Regions from separate parts of the Homo sapiens genome. Here region 2 is linked to region 1. Evidence: chromatin contacts called from ENCODE Hi-C or POLR2A ChIA-PET data. All regions are on one chromosome and are shown on one strand. The core of a region is the stretch at or near the end of the contact, and the rest is flanking DNA. Distances in the headings are between cores, read along the strand shown.

Region 1 (3,284 bases), core at 200-2,699:
AAAAAATAAAATAAAAATTAGCCAGGCATGACGGCGAGTGCCTGTAGTCCCAGGTACTCAGCAGGCTCAGGTGGGAGGCTCACTTAAGCCTGGGAGGTGGAGGTTGCAGTGAGTGCCACTGCACTCCAGCCAGGATGACAGACCAGACAGACCCTGTACCAAAAAAAAAAAAAAAAAAAAAAAAGAAAGAAAAAAGAAAAAAAGCAAGCCAGGTGCGGTGGCTCACACCTGTAATCCCAACACTTTGGGAGGCTGAGGCAGGCAATCACTTGAGGCTGGGGGGTTGAGGCCAGCCTAAGCAACATGGTGAAACCCCGTCTCTACTAAAAAATACTAAAATTAGCCAGGCATGGTGATACACACCTGTAATCCCAGCTAATTGGGAGGCTGAGGCAGGAGAATCACTTGAACTCAGGAGGCGGAGGTTGCAGTGAGCCGAGATCACACCATTGCACTCCAGCCTGGGCGAAAGAGCAAGACTCCATCTCAAAAAACAAAAATGAATTAAACCCCACATCTTATCATAGCTGGCATTTATAAAGGACTCACTAGTACTAGTCATTGTGCCACCTAACTGTTCTCACTTAGTCTACAGAACAATCACATGTACTACTAATTGCTATCCTCCTTTTAGAGTGAAGGGAACTGAGACTTAGAGAGGGCAAGCAGCTCTCTAAGTCACCCAGGCTGTAAGTGGCAGATCCCAAATTGTGCCCCAGGACTGTCGGACGCCACACCTGTGCTGCATGCTACTACTCTTAACCAGGGTCCTGCCCCACCTCCCTAAGAAGATCACATTCAGATGAGCTGAAGGCAGATCCAATGGTCGTCGATTGAGACAGCATTAATGCAATGTCAGCTGGGTTGATTTCTAACCACATCACTGAAACACTACTAAAATCACAATAAACGTGCTTAGACAACATTACGTAATAGTCAATATGCTGAGAAGCAAGACTGTACATCCACCCGAGTCATTCAGAATTCTTAGTCTGGTCTTTCACAATTGGCGCCCTCTGTCAGACTCAGACAAGGCTCTATTTTGAATTCTAATGAGGACCAAGCACACTGAATATTTAAACTGCAATTACAAAGATCCTACTTTTATGTAAATGTCCTTAATGGAAGTAACAGATCTGAAAATACATAGAGGTACCAGTGGAAAAATATCAGTCTAATTTGCATTTAGAAGCTAGAAAAAAAAAAAAACAGTATTGTTTTCTACTTGATGCTATCATTGGGGTGGGGTTGAGGGAGGAAAAGGGAGGAAAATCCACACAAAAATCTCGGTAAAAATTTTAAAGCCTGTGCTCCTGAGTGAAAGGTTCACAAAGAGGTACTTGAATCCCTTGTTAAGAACTGAACAAACAAATTCATCATCGGGCCTCTCTCCTGTGTGGCCCCTTGCAGTTCAGTCTGTATTCATAACTAGAAATTCTCTCACTGCTCAAGCATCTATGACTGATACATCGGCCCATCAAGGAAGATATGCCAAGGGTAGCGAAACAAAAGGCCATTTCATGATTCACAACCTATTTTTACACTCCTTTGTGTAAAATGATGATGTGGCGGCTGCTATCCACACTGCACCCAAGTCCTCTTAAACAGTGATAGAATTGCCCTGTGAATGGTAATTGAGTTACACTCCACTGGGCTGCTTAATTCCCACCCCCTATAGTTAAAGTACACCTTGCTTGCAGTTTGATTATGCATTTGTATGTGTTCATATATAAAACAGCCAATGTGGCTTTGCACTTGAGAAGAGCAGGTGGTTAACTCTTCGCTGTATCTCGAAGCTCTTGCACCAACCCTCTGCCCCTCAAACGCCTTTCTTATTAAGATCATAATTTAACTGCCTAGCATTTGGGCATTCTCTTCAAGATGCTAACATTTATCAAATGGATTATGCTTTTTTTTTTTTTCTTTCTTCTGGTTTGTCCTCTGGTTGATTCTTTCTTCTGCTGATACCAAATATGTTCACTGGATTTTTTAATTTCAGTTACCTGTTATTTCTAGAAGTTCTATCTGGTCCCTTTTCAAAATTTCTGTGTTACTTATTATAGTTTTCGGGTTTCTTAAGATGCTTTCAAGCTTGTCATTTTTAAAATATATTTTAAAAAGTGGAATTGAGTTTATAATCAACGTCTGATAATTCTACTACTGCAATTCTGTTCAGATTCATGTCCATGGTCTATTGCTGGTCCTCACTCATGCTGTGCTGTTTCCGGGTATGCTAGAATATATTTGACTATGTGCTGGTCATTGCCCTTAGAAATTTATTTTTAGTTGGCTCCTAGCATCCTAGAATATGCTTTCCTCCAGAGGCATTTCATTTGTTTTTGCCAGGCACCTCGAGCTATAACAGGTGAGTCTGCCTCAAACCAAATTCATGGTATGATGTTTCCCGGTCTACCCTGAGTATGTATGTCCAGGGGGCAAATTCACATGTGGGCCTTTCTGTGACCACAAGTTGTCAATACTGTATTTTCCCTCCCGTCTTTTTCTTCTCCTATTCTGCTCAGTGCCAACGCTGCCCTTTCCACAACCCCCCATGGTAAGTTTAGTTCTGGTTCACTTTTACTCTGAGGGTGTAGCTCTTTGGGGTCCCAGTTTCTTGTGGGAAGGGTCTCCCATGACATTTCCTAATTAGAGTGGGTGCCCAGGGACTAAATTTCCACCCCATTTGCCTGCCCCTCTCAGGCTACAGAAGTGTCTGGCTTTATCAGATTAAAAAAATTATTTTTATTTTTATTTATTAATTTTTTTTCTGAGATGGAGTCATGCTTTTTTGCCCAGGCTGGAGTGCAGTGGCATGATCTCGGCTAACTGCAATCTCTGCCTCCCGGGTTCAAGCGATTCTCCTGCCTCAGCCTCCCAACTAGCTGGGATTACAGGCACGCACCACCACGCCTGGCTAATTTTTGTATTCTTAGTAGAGACAGGGTTTCAACATGTTGGCCAGGCTGGTCTTGAACTCTTGACCTTGTGATCCACCCGCCTCGGCCTCCCAAAGTGCTGGGATTACAGGCATGAGCCACCACGCCCAGCCCTCATTTTTTTTTTTTTTTTTTTTTTAAGGAAAATACTGAAAAGTGGGCCAGGCGCGGTGGCTCACGCCTGTAATCCCAAAACTTTGGTAGGCTGAGGTGGGCAGATCACCTGAGGTCAGGAGATCGAGACCAGCCTGACCAACATGGAGAAACTCTGTCTTTAACAAAAATACAAAAATTAGCCCAGCGTGGTGGTGCATGCCTGTAATCCCAGCTACTCAGGAGGCTGAGGCA
Region 2 (3,284 bases), core at 214-2,713, 61 kb after region 1:
AAATTATCTCAAACAGCAACTCTAACCATTATGTAATAATTCCCCATTTCCCCCTGCCCCTAGCCTCGGTAACCTCTAATCTACTTTCTTTCTCTGTGAATTTGCCTATCCTAGATATTCCATATAAGTGAAATCATACAATATTTGTCTTTTTGTATCTGGCTTATTTCACTGAATGTCTTCCAGGTTCATATATGTAATCGCATATATCAAAACTTCATTCTTTTTATGGCTGAATAATAGACCATTTTAAGTACATACTACAACTTGTTTACACATTCATCTGTTGACGGACAGTTGGGCTCAGTGGTTTTGGCTTTTTTTTTTTTTTTTTTGAGACAGAGTCTCGCTCTGTTGCCCAGGATGGAGTGCAGTGGCGTGATCTTGGCTCACTGCAACCTCTGCCTCCCAGGCTCAAGTGATTCTCCTGCCTCAACCTCCCAAGTAGCTGGGACTACAGGCGACCGCCACCATGCCTGGCTAATTTTTTGTATTTTTAGTAGAGACGGGATTTCACCATGTTAGCCAGGATGGTCTCAATCTCCTGACCTCGTGATCCACCCGCCTCGGCCTCCCAAAGTGCTGGGATTACAGGCGTGAGCCACTGCCCCCGGCCTTTGGCTTGTTTTTTAATAAATCATGAGTTGCTGAGCATCTCATTGGGTAGCAGGGGTTTTTTTGTTGTTGTTGTTTTGGTTTTTTTTTAGTAGAGATGGGGTTTCACCATGTTGGCCAGGATGGTCTCCATCTCCTGACCTCGTGATCCACCTGCCTTGGTCTCCCAAAGTGCTGGGATTACAGGTGTAAGCCACTGCGCCCAGCCTTTGGCTTGTTTTTTAATAAACCATGAGTTGCTGAGCATCTCATTGGGTAGTAGCATTTTTGTTGTTGTTGTTTTATTTTTCTGTTTTTTTTTTTAGTAGAGATGGGGTATCACCATGTTGGCCAGGATGGTCTCGATCTCCTGACCTCGTGATCCACCTGCCTCGGCCTCCCAAAGTGCTGGGATTACAGGTGTGAGCCACTGCGCCTGGCCTTTGGCTCATTTTTTAATAAATTATGAGTTGCTGAGCATCTCATTGGGTAGCAGGGTTTTTGTTGTTGTTGTTGTTGTTGTTTTGTTTTTTTTGTTTTTTTGTTTTTTAGTAGAGATGGGGTTTCACCATGTTGGCCAGGATGGTCTCGATCTCTTGACCTTGTGATCCACCTGCCTCGGCCTCTGAAAGTGCTGGGATTACAGGCGTGAGCCACCGCGGCTGGCCAAGGGCAGCAGGTTTAAAGGAAGAGAGAACACAGTCATGACACTGGTGCTGTGGCTGAATTCTAGAAGGTAGTCCTCTTCCCAATTTTACTAACTGAGAAAAGTAACAAGGTAAGGCTCACTTGTTTAAGAACAGCAGGTTAGCAACAACATAGTGCCAAACGTTCTGACATTAACATCATGGTGTTAAGACCACGAGTGCTGTACTGTCTCCAAATACAGGTCAAGGCTATGCTTGCAGAGCTTTCCCAGAAACCTCCCTTCCTTTTCCTTTCTGAAGTCAGAGTGTTCCTAGGACAACATTTTGGTTCATAAAACATTTTGTAATGCTGTGACTATCTCAGCATACAGGATACCCCTCTCACTTCAATCTCCTTGTTTTCTAATAAAATCAAACATTTCAAAAATGGCATTAATGTAATGGATGAAAGAGTTACACTTCACCATCATTTTAAGTTAAAAAGAAGTATTTGAAAAAATAAATTCTGATTCTAATGCTCGTTCTTGAAAGTTTGCTTCAAGCAGGAAAACAACTGCTTTTCAGATTCTCTTTTTCACCTGGCTTTTTTTTTTAAGTTCTTAAGTAAAAATAAAAAAGTTCCAATTGATTTTGTAAGTTTTGTGATGGTAAAACAAGATGTGGAGCAAACATTTCAGAATACCAAACAGAGTTAATTAATTCCAGTATAAGCTCCTCACATACGGCCAGAGCTTGCAAGCAGATGTGCTGGCTAAATATCTCAGGTCAATCTTAGCACATTATTGAAAGTAACCTCCCATTCCTCAGAAAAGTCTGGCCTGCAGCTTACAAACTAGAGCAAACAACTTAGACACATGGAAAAGTAGAATTTAACATCTCCCGATTTCCACTCTCCATTTATTTCCAAACCTTCCATCTAAATCGGAAGAAAAAAAAAATGCCCTCTAGTCACACATAGGCCACACTAAAGTATTAGCCACTAAAATAAAAGATGAGGAAGCAATTTTAAATGCAGTCACCACAAATGTGTTTTGGGAACTTTCACCTTGTCTCTCATAAACTAGAAAGTGTACTTCATGTTCCTTTTGGTTTCGAATGAGCAAGGCATTTCAACTATTAACATTTCATTTCCACCACGTGTCTGTTTCAGAGCTAGCAGCTGGCCTATTTATTTTGCTAGCTGGTGATAGAATTAAATACAGAGTCTTTGAAAACATTTACAAGCTTTCCCTCTAACCTTCTGTGTACTTTCCAAATTAGGCTACTTTGATTGTTATTAGCTAAAGGTTTACGTACTGGAATACTAACACTGTTACCTTCAGAGTAAATTGTTTATAGCTCAGGTGCAGTTTAGAACATTTTCCTCCATGGAATACTCTTGAGATTGAGGAGAAGAAAGTTGAACTGGTTCACTCTGGATCAACAAGTTTCCTTTGTGAGTCAAACAATATTAAGGCCACACAGATATGGATGCAGTCAGGGAAACCAGTTGTGAAAATAGTTCTAGTCCTCTACAAAACCACAGGCTTCCTTTGTGAGCTCCCAAATGCTTTATAATCTCAAAATCACCATCGTCATAATGCACTCCTAAGATTTATTCTTTGACACTAGCGTTTTGATGTGGAAGACAAGGCATACGCCTGGACCCCAGGCCAGTGTGGGTTCAAATCACGTCTCCTTCACTTATGATGAGCTAGACGGTCTTAACCAAATAACCCAAGTCTTTAGTTTCAAAATCAGCAAAACGGAAATAGTAATTTCCACTTCATAGCTTTGTCGTGAGCACTTGCATTGCACAGATGCTCAATTAGTGGTTTGGGATGAAATCAAAGATCCTTCATCACTATAAGCTTTTCTCAATCTCTTCGGCCCACAATATCACTCATGAAAAGCATCCATTCATTCTTTCATTCAGTCAAAAACTACCTATTGGCCCTACTGGAGATAAGAAGTTCCTCCTCCATAGATTGTGATGATGGTTTCATGGATGTACACCTATCTCCAAACTCATCATGTTGTAGGCATTAAATATTACCATTTTTT

What was found. Hi-C counts contacts between places; a loop is a spot of excess contacts on that map. ChIA-PET counts read pairs that join two places held with the same protein, here RNA polymerase II (POLR2A). Pooled maps may share reads with other maps.
Region 2: a map of psoas muscle shows a loop between it and region 1 (4-fold over the local background). The contact joins two enhancer-like sites. A Hi-C loop is called at or near these places in 4 of 168 maps with a recorded cell type or tissue (esophagus muscularis mucosa, gastrocnemius medialis, heart left ventricle and 1 more), 12 of 37 single-sample maps with no recorded cell type and 10 of 50 pooled maps. POLR2A ChIA-PET finds 5 or more read pairs at or near these places in 2 of 52 experiments (AG04450 and T-cell).

What each region holds. Positions count from the first base shown.
Region 1 is chr17:9,369,727-9,373,010 of GRCh38, forward strand. The region is part of intron 7 of STX8 (syntaxin 8); the gene reads right to left. Among named protein-coding and RNA genes, the nearest start is that of STX8, 200 kb to the right of the region's middle. Within about 2 kb of position 1,450, at least 3 of the 41 ENCODE cell types and tissues checked have a DNase peak (open chromatin) inside an H3K27ac peak, as active enhancers do.
Region 2 is chr17:9,430,333-9,433,616 of GRCh38, forward strand. The region is part of intron 6 of STX8 (syntaxin 8); the gene reads right to left. Among named protein-coding and RNA genes, the nearest start is that of STX8, 140 kb to the right of the region's middle. Within about 2 kb of position 1,464, at least 3 of the 41 ENCODE cell types and tissues checked have a DNase peak (open chromatin) inside an H3K27ac peak, as active enhancers do.